Regions from separate parts of the Homo sapiens genome. Here region 1 is linked to region 2. Evidence: chromatin loops called from intact Hi-C (ENCODE). Cell type or tissue: ascending aorta. All regions are shown on one strand.

Region 1 (8,000 bases), 130 kb after region 2:
TGAAGGAGTGTAGGGCTGGCAAGTGAAGAGGAAGACTCCATTTGGTTGAAAACAGGCCTTCTTAGCAGGTGACTGGGAGGACATGGGGCTTCAAAGAAGGTGGGGCAAGGCAGCAAAGACCAAGGACTTCGTCTAGGTCACAGTTATTTCTCCTGGGAGTCCTGTGTGCCTCTCCCTGCTTCCCTTCTTCCACAGTCTGGCCCCTCTCAATATTGTGATCACCACAACAGGAAGGAGGGCAACCAAGAACAGCCTGCAGTACTCTGCCAGAATGGGCCTGGCTGGCTGTGGAAGGATGCTCAGCATTGTACCTGGCTGGTCCCCACCTGGGAGGGCTAGCTTAACCCAGGCCTCTTAGGCAGGTGCCAGGAGAGCAGACCCCAGAGCCCAGCAACCCTCAGGCAGGACAGTCCATCCTTAAGAGCTGGAGTGAATTCCAGGTTAAAGGGATGGCCTGAAGAAGTTGGAATTAACCCACCAAAAGCATCCCCTTTGCCAGTTGTTTTTGGTAGGGGGTCTAGAGACCATGTTCACCATTTTATTGCTAATATCTAGCGACCACAAGTCATTTTTTTATCTATTTTTTGAGTCTACTGTACACAAGGTATTTTATTATGATCAATAACAGCCAACAGACATCAAACACTTACGATGTGGCAGGCTCCTACATCGCACCAAGAACTTGTATTATCTCAGTTCATTCCTATAACAACCCTGTGGTGTAGGTACTATTAATGTCCCTATTTCACAGAATGTGAAACAGCGGCTCAGGAAAATGAAATAACTCACTGAAGGCCACACAGCTGACAACTGATCGAGGCAGGACTCAAACTCAGGTCTCGTTGGCTCCAACCCCACGTGCTTCTGCGTGTAAGCAAGTCCACTCCACAGCCTCCAGCATGCTTTGCTGCCTTGCTCCTCACTACACCATGCCTTCTCCCAATTAGTAGATTAGTCATGTGTTGACACTTCTAGTCTCAGTCTAATGGCTTGTTTATTTAACTGATGGATGCTGCTCCCCATTTGAGGCCATTAGCATTTAAACAAAACAAAACAAAACTGTTGAGCCTGGCAAAGTGACACTGTGTTTACTGTTTTTCTCCCAGTGTTAATTGTGAGCATTTTCCAAATATGTATTTTGATGTGCTAACAGTCCCTAAAGAGGACTGTAGAACAGTTTAGCAATCTTCTCATGCAGCTCCAGCCCCACTCCCCATAATCTCCTTGGTGAGGGGGAGAAGTCTTGGCTAGGATGGGGAAGAGGGATGGTGACTATCTCAGTCTGATTAGGGGGCAGGGGAACTGGGCTGGGAAGGCGACTCTGTCCTTGGAGGCTAAGTCCCAGAGTATCCTCGCTTCACGCTTGGGGAGGGAATTTGGTATTTCTTTCCAGGACAATAAGAACATCTGTGCCAAGGCAGAGGAGGAGGCCGGGCGCTCCGAGGCATCTCTGCCGGAGTCTCTTGACACTGTCCGATTGTTACTATTTCAGTTTCTGCTTGGATCACTGACCTTGTCCATTTAGAGCAGGCTGACTTGGGCGAAGACAGTGTAGGGCTGAGGAAGGACAGAGAGGACCCGTCTGGCTGGGGGTGGAGGTGTGAGGTGGGCAGGGAGCTGGACCAACTCTAAAGCGACCAGGTTACAAATGAGCTGCAAAGTACAGGGTGAATCTTGCATCCGTAAATGGGAGGAAGGAGTGCTTCCACTGTCCACCCCCCACCCCCCGGCCCCTGGGGTAAGTGCTGTTGACCTCAGGTCCAGTTTGTTTGCAGCCTCCCTCTTCTGACAGATCGGGCTTCAGGTCGACCTTGGGGTAATGGATGAAGAACTACAGGTTTGATCCTTACACGGGACAGTTTGCTTCACACTGAGAAAAACCTGGCTACTTTCTGCCTCCCAGCTCCAGTTGCAAACTGGAGTTAAAGTCGAGTTTCTGGCTCCCTGCAAAGTATTCCTAGTACTAGAAAGTCACGTCACCCGGTGTGTTCGTGTGGTGACTGCAGCCATATCTAGTCCCAGCGAGTCGGCCTCCCATTAGGGATGAGCTAAGACAGCTCCTTCGTTTCTTCCTCACTCAGACTTAGCCCTGGAACTGGCAGTTCTGGGGACCAAGAGGTAGGCATCTGCCTCCTGCATAATTAGTTACATCAGTCTCAAAAAGCATTGATGGCCCATCCCTTTGGGTATCATGCTGTGCCTGGCACGAGCTAGTAATCCCCACCCGGTCCTGGCCCTCCCGAGTTTACAACCTTAAGTCACACAATGACACAGATCCCAAAGGCGAGCAGTTAACAAATACATCCACTTGTCCACCAATCACAAGGGATCCATTGAGTGAGCCACTGCAACAAACAGGAACCCCTTCAAAGAGCTTCCAGTCTGGTGGGTAAGTAGGTAAGACTGAGTGAGGGCTTGGGAGAAGAGGTTCGGGCGAGGAAACACGGTCAACTTGGGCATCATCGAAGACTTTTTATTCTTTTTTTTTTTTTTTTTTTTTGAGACAGAGTCTCACTCTGTTGCCCAGGCTGGAGTGCAGTGGCGCGATTTTGGCTCACTGGAACCTACACCTCCTGGGTTCAAGCGATTCTCATGCCTCAGCCTCCCGAGTAGCTGGGACTACAGGCGCCCACCACCACGCCCGGCTAATTTTTGTATTTTTAGTAGAGATGGGGTTTCGCCATGTTGGTCAGGGTGGTCTCGAACTCCTGACCTCCCGTGACCCGCCCACCTCGACCTCCCAAAGTGTTGGGAGTACAGGCGTGAGCCACCGAGCCCGACCCGATCAGACTTTTTAAAAGTGTCTATTGGCATGTGGGTGGGTGGCTGGGTGTTCTGTCGACTTGAGCCACGTCCCTCACTCTGGGTCCGGCGAGGTCTATCCAAGGGCTCTGCAATGCGTAGTGGGGAGAACCCTGGGCGGAGAGGCAGGGATCCGTGGCGCTTGGCGTGGGCTCGCCCTCTTTCCCTGGGTGGCAGGGACGTGTCACTAGACCTCGCCTCTCCGGGTCTGACGGTCGGCTTAGGATCCCTCACGGCTTGGGCATTTTCAGGACAGTCCCCCGCCCTCCTCCCGCCAGCCGCGAGTCTCAGCTGCGCTTCGCGCGTTGGTGGCACAGGTTTGGGGCGGGAGCCGGGAGGAGGCTCCGGATCAAGTCATCCTCGGAGATAAGGTCGCGGCGACTCCCCGGGACGCGCCGGCCCGGCCTGGGCTGCGGGAGGAACCGCGGCCGGCCCGTCCCCCAAACATTTCCGACGGGCCCCTGCGCCCCGCGAGGCTTCCGAGGGCCAGGCTGGGCGAGGGACACCCAGCCCGGCTCGGGTTCGCGCTCCCGGGCCGCCAGCCCGCCTGTCCGCGAGGTGCCTGCGGCCACGGGGCGCCGAGGCTCCCCGAGGACGGGCTGCGGGCTGCGCGCTGCGCTGGGCCGGGCCGCTGCAGGGCCTCGGCGAGCGAGCGAGCGGAGCGGGGCGGCGGGAGTGCGTGTGTGGGGAGACCGCGCGGGAACGCGAGCCGCCGGCCCGGGAAGGGTGGGTCGGGGAGCGGCGGCTGCCGCAGGAGGAGCGACCCGGGAACCGGAGGCCGGCCGGGCTGGCGGGCAGGAGCCGCGGGGGGGAGGGCGGAGCGCGGAGGGCGGAGACGGGGCCGCGGAAGGGAGGGGGCCGCGGGGCGCGGCCGCGGGGCGGGGCGCTGGGACCTGGGGAAGATAAGAGCGTGCTCGGGGGAGTGAGGGCGGGAGCGAGGGAGGGGCGGGGGACTTAGAGACCAAAGAGGAGACAAAAGGACGGGGTGGGTGGGAGGGGCATAGACGAGCGGGGGTAGGGGAGGGGCGCCGGGGGACGCCTCGCGGGGAGGGGTGTGTGTGTACCGCGGGGGGGCATAGTGTGGGAGGGACTTAGAGAGGGACAAGAAGGGACAACATAAGGGAGCGCGGGGGTACGGAGAAAAGGGGGGCGGGAGTGCTCCACCACGCTGGCCACGAAGGCGAAGGGAGGCCGCGAAGGAGAGGCCGCTGGGACTGGCCACACACAGGGACGGGGGTCCTGGGGATGGACAGTCAGCGAGGGAAGGGGGTCGGAGCTTCCGCGGTCTCGGGAGGGGAAGGGGGAGCCGACACGGGAAAAGGGGGTGGTGCGGGGACCCGAGGGTGGAGGCGGATGGGCGTGTGTGCAGCGCTGAGGGCAGGGATTTAACGCAGCTCTTCGAGATGACCCAAAGACCACGGTGGGGGCTGCACAGACGGGACGGGGCTACCGATGCAGGAGGAGAACTGCCCAGGGGAAAGTGGGACCTACAAGGATTAGAGAAGGGTGGCGGGGGCGGCCTCGGACTCGGCAGGAAGGCGCCACCACCGCCCTCTGCCCGTCCCCAGCGTGCCCCGCCCCGTCCGGGGGCCCTAAGGGCAGCGGCCTGGGCCGTGGGGGAGCCGAGCCAGGGCGGAACCATTCGGAACAGAGAGGGGGGCTTGGGGGGAAGGGAGGAGCCAGGGGTCAGAACCCTGTTGGGGGCGGGGGGGCGCCACACCCTGGGAAAAAGGCTTGGGCACATCCAGAGTGGACCAATCAGCGAGCAAGGCCAGGGTGGCGTCAAGGGGCAGCTTCGGCCAATGGGAAGGGAGAACACTTCGGAGGTTCGGAGGAAGAAAAGAAAAAAAAGCCCCACGAAACAACAATCGAATCTGTTTGGGGGCTTGGAAGGCTGGGAATGGGCGTCGTTTATAGCACGCTCTGGCACCTGCCTTCTCCTTTGAAGGATGGGGTGGCTTGCATCACTCCTGGGTAGTGGGGAGCAAACGGAGCTGAAGAGGGTCCGGGGAAAGTAGACGGGGATTGGCCATTTACCGGGGACACTTGATTGGGCGCCTCAATTTGGGGGGTGGGTGGGACGGAGGTAGCAGCTTTGTGCTCAAAAGAGTGCAAGAGAATGTTGTGGTCTCTTAAACGGAGGCAGGAGTGGGCAGGGCTCCCGCATCCCCTACCACTGGCTACTGACTTAAGTGTCAACCAGCGAGTGGATCGTGGATAATCTCAAGCCAATGGATACTTAAGCATGCCTTTTGGGCACTGAACACTGCTCAACATACTCATTTCCCTTACCTTCCCAGTCCCAGGTTGTTTCTTAAGAGGATGAGCAATAGTAGGGGGCCACAGGGGACCCCACTGGGGAATTCATATAAATTTATCCTTTGGCTTTTCACTTCAGTTTAATGTGTAACACTAGATGCACGCTCTATTCTGAAAATTTTCTCTTATAAAGATAACTGGGACTAGCTACCATTGAGGTCTAAACGTTTTGGAACTGATTTGGAGAGTGGTGTGCTCAGAAGGCCGTATCTGTTGGGGGGATTGCAAAAGAAAACTTGGAGTGGTACAGCTTTTGGCCCAGGGATTCCAAATGTCTTGAAAACCCCTGAAACTGTATGTAAAATGCCATACAAATGTGTGTGTGTGCACATTTTTCTGGAGACGGTTCATAACGTTCAACATATTTTTAGAGGGGCCTGTGACACAAAAATGAACCCACTGTGGTCTAAGAATACTGGGGATAGGACTGAATCTCCAAGGTAGGAGGCAAGGTGCAGTAGTGGTGTCATTTTGGAATCAGAGGGGTTTCCCAAATTCCTTGTTAGGAAACTCAGCTGCAGGGGCTCTTTCCGTATATTTCTTGCCATCCAAAGCCAGGCCAAGTTCCTCAGAGCTGAGAAGCCCATGTGAACTGTCATATAGCAAAGCAATGCTTGAATAAACTACACTTTCAATCAATGGTGAGGAGTGGGCCCTGAGTTAGGAAGGAAAGGCAATAGAGGTTTACTTCTGAAATCACATCTACCTTTATCTACAAAATAAGGGTCAAACCTCCTGGTCTTCTTATGAGAAAATAAGTAGAAGGTTATATATGAGATATTGTAGACAGCAGCCTGTACAAGCTGGGAAGCTCACACATGTGAAAAAAATGGCTGTGGCTAGACTTGTGGGGACAGAACCCAGCTTCGGCACCGTCCTGGTCTTAGGATCAGTCTAGGGCAGAATCCAATTGCAGTTTGTACATCCTCTTTCTAGGTTCAGAGGTTAAAATATACAATATTTTATCATTATTAACCCTGTCTCTTCAAGTTGGCAGTTATTAATGGTGGATCATATCTGATGTGATATATTTAAGGTTACAGACTACAGTTAACTTTCTCCATTTCGATTTAGGACCAACTACATAATCCTTGGTAAGAAAAGGAGGTGGCCCTGACAAGTGCAACTCGAGAAATGCAATGCTGTAGAGTCCAAAGGTGTCTGACTTGAACGAAATGATCCCACTGGGGGACAATGCAACATATACTCCAGGTAAATAGATTAAAAAATGCCTTTATTTTTAAAATGTGGCTTAACTACATGCAATGTACTGAGCCAGTTTTGGAATCCACCCTGTATCAGAGTAAAACTGGACCAAAGGAAGTGAAGTCAGGGCTCCTGGCTGTCACTCCTCCAGCAACTCAATCTACAGAGCATTTCTTCAGCTGTTTTTTGTGACGTGTGGTGATTCGTTTTGGATTCCTCTGTATGACAGACAGGTCCGACCTTGAGGAAGACCGGTAGCCCACGTCTTCTGCTTTTATGGGGTTAATGATATGGCCTGGCTTGGTGACGACCTTGGGAGTAGTCAGCTTTTGGAAAGCCCTCTGGGTGTTCCATGTGGATCCTATGGGGGTCTGGATGGTCCTTTCAAATTGCCAATGGTGGGTAAATGGATATGGAAGCACTCGTACCTGGAAAGGAAGGAGAATGATTTGGTATGAGGCAGGCCTGGGGTGCAGTTGTATACTGTAATGGCAGCTTTCATCAGGTACTGTTTTGGTACAGGCCACGGTTCCACATGATGACTGCAAGTGAAGAGACTGAGAGGTCAAGGCGTCCCATTGCTCCCATCTGCCCTTAGGAATTCAATCTGTTTGATGACATTTGGGAGTAGGGGGGCCTGAGTTGGCTCTGGATCCCCCATCTATTCAACAATTCAGGGTCTGAAAAACCACCCTGACACTGCCCATCTTTGTTTTTCTTTTTTTTGAGACAGAGTCTCACTCTGTGGCCCAGGCTGGAGTGCAGTGGGGTGATCTCTGCTCACTGCAACCTCTGCCTACCAAGTAGCTGGGATTACAAGTGACACTGTCCCTATCTAGCTACAGGAGCTCCAGGGCTGTTGTCCCAGAGTGAGCTTTCCTATGTAACACTGTGACTGCAAGAATCCAGACCATTGTGTATCCCTGTGGATTTTATGACTTTTCTACCCTCTTTATGCTTTCAGTCTCCTCCTTCCCTCTCTTAGGATTGATATTTTTTTTTTGTTTTTTGAGACGGAGTCTCGCTCTGTCGCCCAGGCTGGAGTGCAGTGGCACGATCTCCGCTCACTGCAAGCTCTGCCTCCTGGGTTCACGCCATTCTCCTGCCTCAGCCTCCCGAGTAGCTGGGACTACAGGTGCCCACCACCACGCCCGGCTAATTTTTTGTATTTTTAGTAGAGACGGGGTTTCACCGTGTTAGCCAGGATGTCTTGATCTCCTGACCTCGTGATCCACCCGCCTCAGCCTCCCAAAGTGCTGGGATTACAGGCGTGAGCCACCGCGCCTGGCCAGGATTGATGTTTTAAGGAACCCGAATCCTGAACTCTACCAGGCCGTTACACTTAGTTTCATCTTTTTTTTTTTTTTTTTTTTTTTTTTGAGATGGAGTCTCGCTCTGTCTCCCAGGCTGGAGTGCAGTGGCGTGATCTCGGCTCACTGCAAGCTCCGCCTCCCAGGTTCACACCATTCTCCTGCCTCAGCCTCCCTAGTAGCTGGGACTACAGGGGCCTGCCACCATGCCTGGCTAATTTTTTTTTGTATTTTTTTTTTTAGTAGAGATGGGGTTTCACTGTGTTAGGATGGTCTCGATCTCCTGACCTTGTGATCCACCCGCCTTGGCCTCCCAAAGTGCTGGGATTACAGGTGTGAACCACCATGCCCGGCCCACTTAGC
Region 2 (8,000 bases):
CACATGTATACCTATGTAACAAACCTGCACGTTCTGCACATGTATCCCAGAACTTAAAGTATAATAATAATAATAATAATAATAATAATAATAATAATAAAAATCAAGCAAACAAAAAGGCCGTCACGACTTGCCTATTTCTGTTAATGGTGCCACTGTTTTCCTGACCTCTTAAATTTGAAATTTCAGAGCTGTCTGATCGTTGCCTTCACTTCACCCCCATCCCCCTCTCCCGTCTCCCGAAGTCCAGCTTGTGGTTTGCAATGTCCGTAAAACCTCGCCTTTCTTCCACATTCCCAGAAGCCTCCACCCTAGTTCAAACTACCCAAGACACACAGGGGCTCCCAGCGTGATCTGTCTCAACCCCTCCCATTTGCCCTTTGATAAAAAGCCCTCACTGACTCCTCCTGGCCTACAGGTAGGGGTGATACTCAAAATACTTAATCTCTAATCCTTTCTAAACTTAGCCCTTTCGTTGCTGAAGCCAGTCCAGGGGTCCTGGAATAGGGATGGGGGAGCACTTGGGCTCAGGGCAGTAGCTCCGGAAGTATTTTAAGCTTAGCATCAGCCCTGTCTTCAGGACAAAGCCCCAAGTCCTTGGCCTGCCATCAAGACCCTTCACCTTTGGGTCTTAACTGACTTCCCCAGTCAACTCACCCTGCTCCTTCTGCCACCACTCATACCCCAAGGCACTGCTCCAGTCAAACTGATGGATTTGCTGGCCTGTGAACATGCCTCTGTTTACAATTTCCAAACTCTGTGCTTTTGCTCTTATTATCTACTACATATATTCTAAGCATTTTAAACCTGGAAACCAAGATCCTCCATTTATCTTTTACCTGCTCTAGGCAATACAGACAAACTCAACATTATTTACACACTCCTGTGTTTTCTTAATGAATATTCTTCCCTTCTATGTATCTTTTCCTTTAGAAATACAATCCATTGGCCATGCGCGGTGGCTCATGCCTGTAATCCGAGCACTTTGTGAGGCCGAGGCAGGCAGATCACGAGGTCAAGAGATCGAGATCATCCTGGCCAACATGGTGAAACCCCGTCTCCACTAAAAATACAAAAATTAGCTGGGCATGGTGGTGTGTGCCTGTAGTCCCAGCTACTCGGGAGGCTGAGGCAGGAGAAACACTTCAACCCGGGAGGCAGAGGTTGCAATGAGCCGAGATCGCGCCACTGCACTCCAGCCTGGCGACAGAGTGAGACTCCATCTTGAAAAAAAAAAAAAAAAAAAAAAGAAACGAAAAGGAAAGAAAGAAAATCCATCCACAGCCAGGCACAGTGGCTCACGCCTGTGATCCCAGCACTTTGGGAAGCTGAGGTGGGCGGATCACCTGAGGTCAGGAGTTGGAGACCAACATGGCCAATATGGCGAAACCCCATCTCTACTAAAAATACAAAAATTAACCGGGCTTGGTGGCACGCACCTATAATCCCAGCTACTGGGGAGGCTGAGGCAGAGAATCCCTTGAACCTGGAGGTGGAATTTGCAGTGAGTCGAGATTGTACCTGGGTGATCAAAGCAAGACTGTCTCAAAAAAAAAAAAAAAAAAAAAGAAAAGAAAAAAAGTACAATCCATCCTTCAAGATCTGATTGGTTCCACTCAATCAGAATGTCCTTCCTATCCTGCTAGTACCAATTAAATTGTGTCCCTCCTTCAAGACTCGATTCATGGACTCTGCCTCCCCAGACCAGTCTGTCCTAAGTGAGTTATTTAAAACTTATTGCAATTGCCACTCTTTCAGCAACTGATCATGAACACCCTGTGACATCTATTATAATGCAAACTGTTACTTAAATCTTCAATGACCTGTACCTATTTAGTGTCCCCAATTAGCACATTACCTCCTTGAGGAGTGGGAGGGACTGTATCAACCACGTAACATGGCACAGTACAAAGGATCAAGGTAATGGTTACTGATGGAGCCGGTGGGAGATGGGGACCAAACTTTGAGGTAGGTGACCTCTGACCTCCCCTCTGCACAGGCACTCACCCCAGGTGCTCCACTGCTCTGGGCCTGCCCTCCCTGGCTCAGTGCCCTCATGGTATCCCCAACCCCACCCCCCCATCTTAGCACTCAAAATTTGTTACTATTTTGAACATCCTCTACCCCTAAAGCAACTTCCCTGTCCAGTTTCTTTCCTACTCCAAGTGTGAAACTAGCTAAACCAATTAACCTGTGCTGATACAGTTATGGGAGAGGGCTAGAGGAGAACCTCAGGAGACAGGTTCATTTTAACCAGAGTCATGTGGCAGTAAGTCTCTGCCTTTTCTTGGTTTAATGGAGTCAGGAGTCAAGAGATGACCCTCATCTCCCAGCAGCTGATATGTTACTCCCTCCTCTGGGTTCCCACAGCACTTTGTTTTCTTTATTTTTTTGAGATAGAGTCTCCCTCCGTTGCCCAGGCTGGAGCGCAGTGGTGCGATCTTGGGTCACTGCAGCCTCTGCCTCCCGAGTTCAAGCGGTTCTCCTGCCTCAGCCTCCCAAGTAGCTGTGACTACAGCTGCGTGCCACCACGCCCGGCTAATTTTTGTATTTTTAGTAGAGAACGGGTTTCACCATGTTAGCCAGGCTGGTCTCGAACTCTTGACCTCAAGTGATCCGCCCACCTCAGCCTCCCAAGGTGCTGGGATTACAGCCCTGAGCCACCTCACAGCACTTTGTAAATACCTCTTATGGTAGCACTTAGCACAGTACAGTTCTTTAATTACGTGTTTATGTAGGGTTCCCCGCCAATAGGCTGTGAGCTCCTCAAGGACAGGGACTGTGTGTTAGTCACTGATATATCCCTAGTGCCTAGCACACAGTAGGTTCTTAATAAATGCTTATTGAAAGAAGGAACTGGTCCTGATTTTAATTCTGAGACTTCTGCCCTATGCTATGGCAGGCAAGAGGAGAGGGAGGAGGACAATCCACACTTGGGAGCTAAGGCAGCTTTCTGCCCGCTCCTATAACACTGCAGGCGGCTACTTCCTTTGCCCCTGGAGTGTTAACAGACATCCCCGGATCACAGGGTCCATGAGGAGCCCAGGGCTGCTTGCCAGCTGTGCGTTGCTGTCACCAGGTGCCACGTGCAACTCCCGAACTCCCGCCCTTTGCTGCTGCCCGCTTCCAGGGACTGCCTCGCCACTATTTCCTCACCCCTGGGTGGGGCTGTGCGGTGGAAGTGTCAGCTCCGGTGGGTGGGGCGGGACAAGAAGTTATTCTGACGGTCACAGGCCTTTCTGATCCCATCTTGTACTCCAAAAGAGGCAGTTGCCTCCAGCTCTGAAGCCGCTGGACCTGGGGTGAGTGAGCTCCTTCCCCTCCCAGACTGAGGTCCCAGCCTCCGAGAACTTCGGGCCCCGGCGCGCCGGACGTGGAGGCCGACGTCCAGCAGGTGGCGCTGTCGAGCCAGCGATGGCGGGAGAGTGGCCCGGCGGGGCCCGGGAAGGGAGGGGCAGCCAGGGTTGGGCCTACCGTCCCTGGCGGAGGCGGCCGCGGCCGCGGCTGGCGTCTTCCGGTCCCCCGATCTTGCCCCTGCGCCTGCAACTGTCCCCGGATGGTTCTGGCCGCCACCAAAGCCCTCCGCTGCTCCGGAGCTTCGAACTTTCCCCTCGACCCCAGCCCCCTTCACTTTCCAGGGGGAATTTAGCCGGCCGCCGAATGCGCTCCCCCATTGGCCAGCCGCGCTCTGGCCCCGCCCCCGGCGCCCCCTCCCTCAGCCTCGCGGACCAGCAGGTGAGCACGCGGAGTCGCAGTCACCCGGCCTGCCCTCCCCTCCCCTCGCGCGCCGCCGCCTTCTACCGTGAAGCGGGAGAGCGATCGAGGCGCCCCAGACAGCCGTTTGCTAGCGGAGGGACCTGACCGTCCGCCGCACGAGCCCGGCTCCCAAGGACCGGCGCGGGGCCTAAAGACGTCGCCCCCAGAGGCCGGACGCTGCGGCTCGGCCGACCCCCGCGCGGTGGCAGCCGGAGCGCTAGGGAAACGAGTGGAGCCCCGGCCCGGATCCTGCTGCGGGATCCAGAAGGCCCGAGCACTTCGCGTCCCCCTGCCCAGCAGTTGAGCAGACGCCCCTGGGGCGGACCCCACCCTTCCCAAACACACACACACTGGTCTTTGCATGGGCAGGACACAGTTAAACACCCACCAGGCCTCCCGGTTATTGGGTTAGAGTATGGACCGAGCAGGAGTTTACTGCCCCATTCACCACCGCCCCCAACCCCACCTACCCCAAATAGGGATGCGGAGACTATCCCTCCTCCCACCAAGACTTGAACAGAGCCTCTCTTTCAAGCCCAAAGAGCGTTCTGATAAGACCCTCATTAACCATAGGTTCGTGAGCTCGGCATGAAGGAGGAACTAATTTTGGCTAAACAGATCTTTATGGTCCTCAGTGTGATGCTCTGTCAGTAGGTGGGTACATTGGCCTCCATTTGGCTGATGGAGCAATTAAGGCTGGGAAAGATTAGGTTCTCGCCCAAGGTCAGCCTAGGTAGTTAGGAGTGGTGCTGGCTCTTTCCTCTACACCATACTAAAAGGACTGGGAGATCATTTAATAAGAGGCCACCAAGCCATCCTCACCCCAATCCTGACCGGGGATGTAGATTTAATGCCACGGCCCATACTTCCTGCCTTGATCTTTCCAACCTGGCAGAAGGGCAGTGGGACTCCAGGTAAGCCGTGGGCAAAGAACCCCAAAAGCAATAAAACAATCTGCTGTTTGGTTTTGCTTTTAACTCCCCTTGTATCCAAGCCTTTGCTCAGATTGTCCTCTCAGTTCAAACACTCTTCCCTGCCACCTCTAATTCCTGCATTTCTACTTTTTAAAGTATCAACTAGGCATCACCTCTTCTAGGATGTGTTCCCAGGGCCCTTGCCCATGCTTCTGAGCTCCCATAGCATCCTGGGACTAGTTGAATTCTTATACTCACCACATGGCTTTATAACCTATCAACATGTCAGATTTCTTGACTTAACTGCAAGTTCCAAGCACAGGATCGACCTGAATTCAGAACCACTGTGGGCTTGTTTGGGAATCTGACAAAGGTGGCTATTGCATAGGGCCTTGGGATCAGAAAGTGGGGAGAGGACGGCCAATGAGGAAGATTAATGCTATGGTTCAAAGAGGATGATGCTTGGACCTGGGTCGAGCCAAGCTTCTGAGGCTTGAGCAAAGACAGCAGCTTAGAGTTCACTCCTGAGGACGGCTGGACTCCAGCCAGCCAGACGCACAGATCCCTTCGCCTCTACACTCTCTAACAGGGCTCTCCAGACTCGAAAGCCACAGTGAGAAGCCCTAAGAGAATAGAGCTTCAAAGGGCCTCATCCCAGGCCTCTCGAACATCCTCTTCCTCTCAGTCACTGGTGCATTCTGGAACCAGCAATCACAAGAATCATAGCTTCTACCACTGTTTTTCAGAAGTGGGAGGAAAAACTGCAAAATCCAGGATGGGCATCTTGCCTTCATGGTAGCTCGGTGGCAGGAAAACAGAACCATGGAAGGCCTGCACCGTGGGTGGGGAGCACTGGCACAACAGTGAGGGCAGTGATGAGGCCATGCAGCCAGATGCCACCTCGGCAGGGTGGCCTAGGGCAAGCAGGGGACTTCCTTAAGGAGGCTTATTCCCACAGCCACCACAGAGAAGGCTACTTCCTCCAACCCTGCTACTCCTATGTAAACAAGGACTGCCCAGGCACCTGCTTCAACCCCAAACCAAAGCAACAGGAGCCAGATGCTCCATTTGCCCCCACTGGCCCCGCCCCCAGGATTTGCCCCTTTCTTTTTCTTTCCAGATCGTGACCCAATGTTCACTAGCCACTCCACCTTGCCTTTATTCATCGTACCCCTTGGGACCCACAGCTGCAAAGCAGGATGGCGGGGGCTCCCCATTTACTGAATCACAATGCCCACCTTCTGAAACCACCAAAAAGTCCCAAAGGGGAGGAGAGAAAAAGAGAGACGGGAGAGAAAAAGAGAGACGGGAGACAGAAGCCCTGACACAGGTTTTTCAGTATGCAAGTGTTTTTGACTCCACAGCCAGTTGCTTAAAATGAAACATAAAGGGCAGCCAGAATATACACCCAAATGCGAAAAAAGGAAAGGCAAACAGAACATGAAATAAACTACACAATACCAGGAACCCCAACAAAACCAACAAATTAAAGTCCAAAACCCCTCAACTTTATATATATATATGTATATATATATGTATTTTTTTTTCTTAAAAAGGGAAAACAACTGTTCAAAACCAACTGGGCAGTATGGTGGGGGTGGGGAGCAGTCCTACAGAAGGGGGCCGAGAACTTCCCCCCCAGGAACAAAGAACAAACACAATACAAAGAAAATAACCACCAATGCTCCCGCATGGCTCAGGAGCCTCTAGAGAACAGATTGTCCCATCCTCAAACTGGCTTTTTTTTTTTCCTTTTTTTTTTAATCTTTTTTTTTTCCATTTTCTTTTTTGTTGTTGTTGTTTTAGCACCTGTACAATAAAACTGTACCATCTCCAACCAGAGCCGGCCACGGCGAGGCCCTCCTGCCTTTGGATGGTACATACTCTACAAGGATTGTTCGGAAAAATAGCAATTGGTAGAAAAATAAGAGTGGGAGGGACAATGCCACAGAGGGGGCGGGGACAGGGAAGCAACCCAAGCTCCTCTCTCTCTCTCACTCGACAAACCCAGCGCTGGAGGCCCAGAGGCCAGGGGGAGGCCAGGTAGGGATACCACTCAGCCCCAGGCCCCCAGGCATGAGTGGAGCAAGGGCTGGAGACCACTTTCCTGCCCTTGCCTAGGAAACAGCTGACGCCTGGATTTCACATCCGGCAGTGAGTCCCAGAGCCCTCTGCAGATTCCCAAGGAGAATGAGGGGCTGAGGGAGGAGGTGGGAGGAGAGGAAGGAAAGGGGTGCTGTGAGTCTCAGAAGGGGCAGGGATGGGGGTGGCTGAGGGCTGGGAGGTGAGAGGCTCAGTATCTTGAGACAGGGAGGCCAGAACGGGGTGGGAGAGTGGAGGCAGGAACAAACTCGTATTGTGCACTCTGAGGGGGGCAGTGAAGAAGGCGTGAGGAGGGGGGCCACCCTCACCCCTCAGATCCCTTCTCCACGCTCCTTTATTAGAGTAACTTATTAACCCCTCACCTCACAATCCTCCCCTCCCTGTCAACACTAATCTCAAGATAGCGGGGCTGCTGCAAAGGGCGGGAATGGGTGGGTGGGGGAGCACCAAAGCCTCAGGATTTACCCCCAAGCCCCCAGCCCTGGGCCAGCAGCAACCAGCTTCGTTAGTCACAAGTCCATGTTCCCCCACCCCATTCCACCTCACCCCCTCCCCAGTGGGGGAAAAAAACACCAGGGAATAGCTTTGTCAGAGCTCATCAACAAAGAAAAAGAAAAGGAGGTACAGAAAGTCCCTCAATACAACAAGTTGTCTCAAATCGTCACAGTGATACAGACTTATCAGAAACCAATGAAACAATACAAATTAAATACTAATAAAATAAATACTACAGAAGACAGAAGAACACAGGGGAATGGAGTTGGGGGGCGCTCAGAGATCTGGGATTTTCTCATTTCTCCTCGGGACAGGCCAAGGCCATCCAGGGCCCAGGTTTGGTCTTGGTCATGAACAAGGAGGCCAGTCCAAGGGACCCCGGCGCCACCTCCCACCACCCCCGGGACCTCTTGTCCTCAGACATGGAGTTCAACTTTCCACCCCCATCAGCAACCACGATAACAATGACGACGACAGGGAGATGAGAACTAATTGTAACCAAAAAAACAAAAACAGTCCAGTCGCTAATGCTGGCATTGATAAGGCGGCTTCTTGTTGGTCCGTATTATTGCCTCATTCTGCAGTCTGGTGCTCGGTCGGGGAAAGACAAGGAGGTGGGGGAAGGGCGAACTCGGAAGGAGAAAGAAGAGGAGGGGCTGTTTTCCCGGTCAACTGTTGCAAGACTGGAATTCCACCTCGGACCCTAGGAGCCGAAGTAGGTCTGGCTCGTAC

What was found. Hi-C counts contacts between places; a loop is a spot of excess contacts. Peaks named below come from ENCODE experiments on the same cell type or tissue, not always from the same donor. Only the 100,000 strongest peaks of a DNase experiment are listed, where the experiment ranks them.
Region 1: it touches region 2 in a loop (13-fold over the local background); 82 of 110 quality-filtered maps call a loop at or near these places.

What each region holds. Positions count from the first base shown.
Region 1 is chrX:129,928,091-129,936,090 of GRCh38, reverse strand. It overlaps UTP14A (UTP14A small subunit processome component), which reads right to left. Exons shown (of 15, transcript NM_006649.4): 15 at 6,339-6,755. The coding sequence ends at 6,483. It overlaps LOC105373335 (a long non-coding RNA gene), which reads left to right and starts at 2,318. Exons shown (of 3, transcript NR_188631.1): 1 at 2,318-2,397; 2 at 6,196-6,333. RefSeq lists silencers at 3,259-3,728, 3,759-3,918, 3,929-4,008, 4,089-4,178, 4,249-4,488 and an enhancer at 4,729-4,848. In ascending aorta, no CTCF peak of the experiment used is centred here; DNase peaks (open chromatin) are centred at 3,005, 3,800 and 4,450; H3K4me3 peaks cover 2,558 bases; H3K27ac peaks cover 2,288 bases.
Region 2 is chrX:130,056,073-130,064,072 of GRCh38, reverse strand. BCORL1 (BCL6 corepressor like 1) reads right to left here. Exons shown (of 14, transcript NM_001379451.1): 14 at 6,002-8,000. The coding sequence ends at 7,937. ELF4 (E74 like ETS transcription factor 4) reads left to right here. Exons shown (of 9, transcript NM_001421.4): 9 at 1-118. Among named protein-coding and RNA genes, the nearest start is that of ELF4, 50 kb to the left of the region's middle. RefSeq lists silencers at 3,175-3,244, 3,265-3,564, 3,585-3,844. In ascending aorta, a CTCF peak has its summit at 3,376 (motif pointing right); DNase peaks (open chromatin) are centred at 3,392 and 3,732; H3K4me3 peaks cover 1,303 bases; H3K27ac peaks cover 1,772 bases.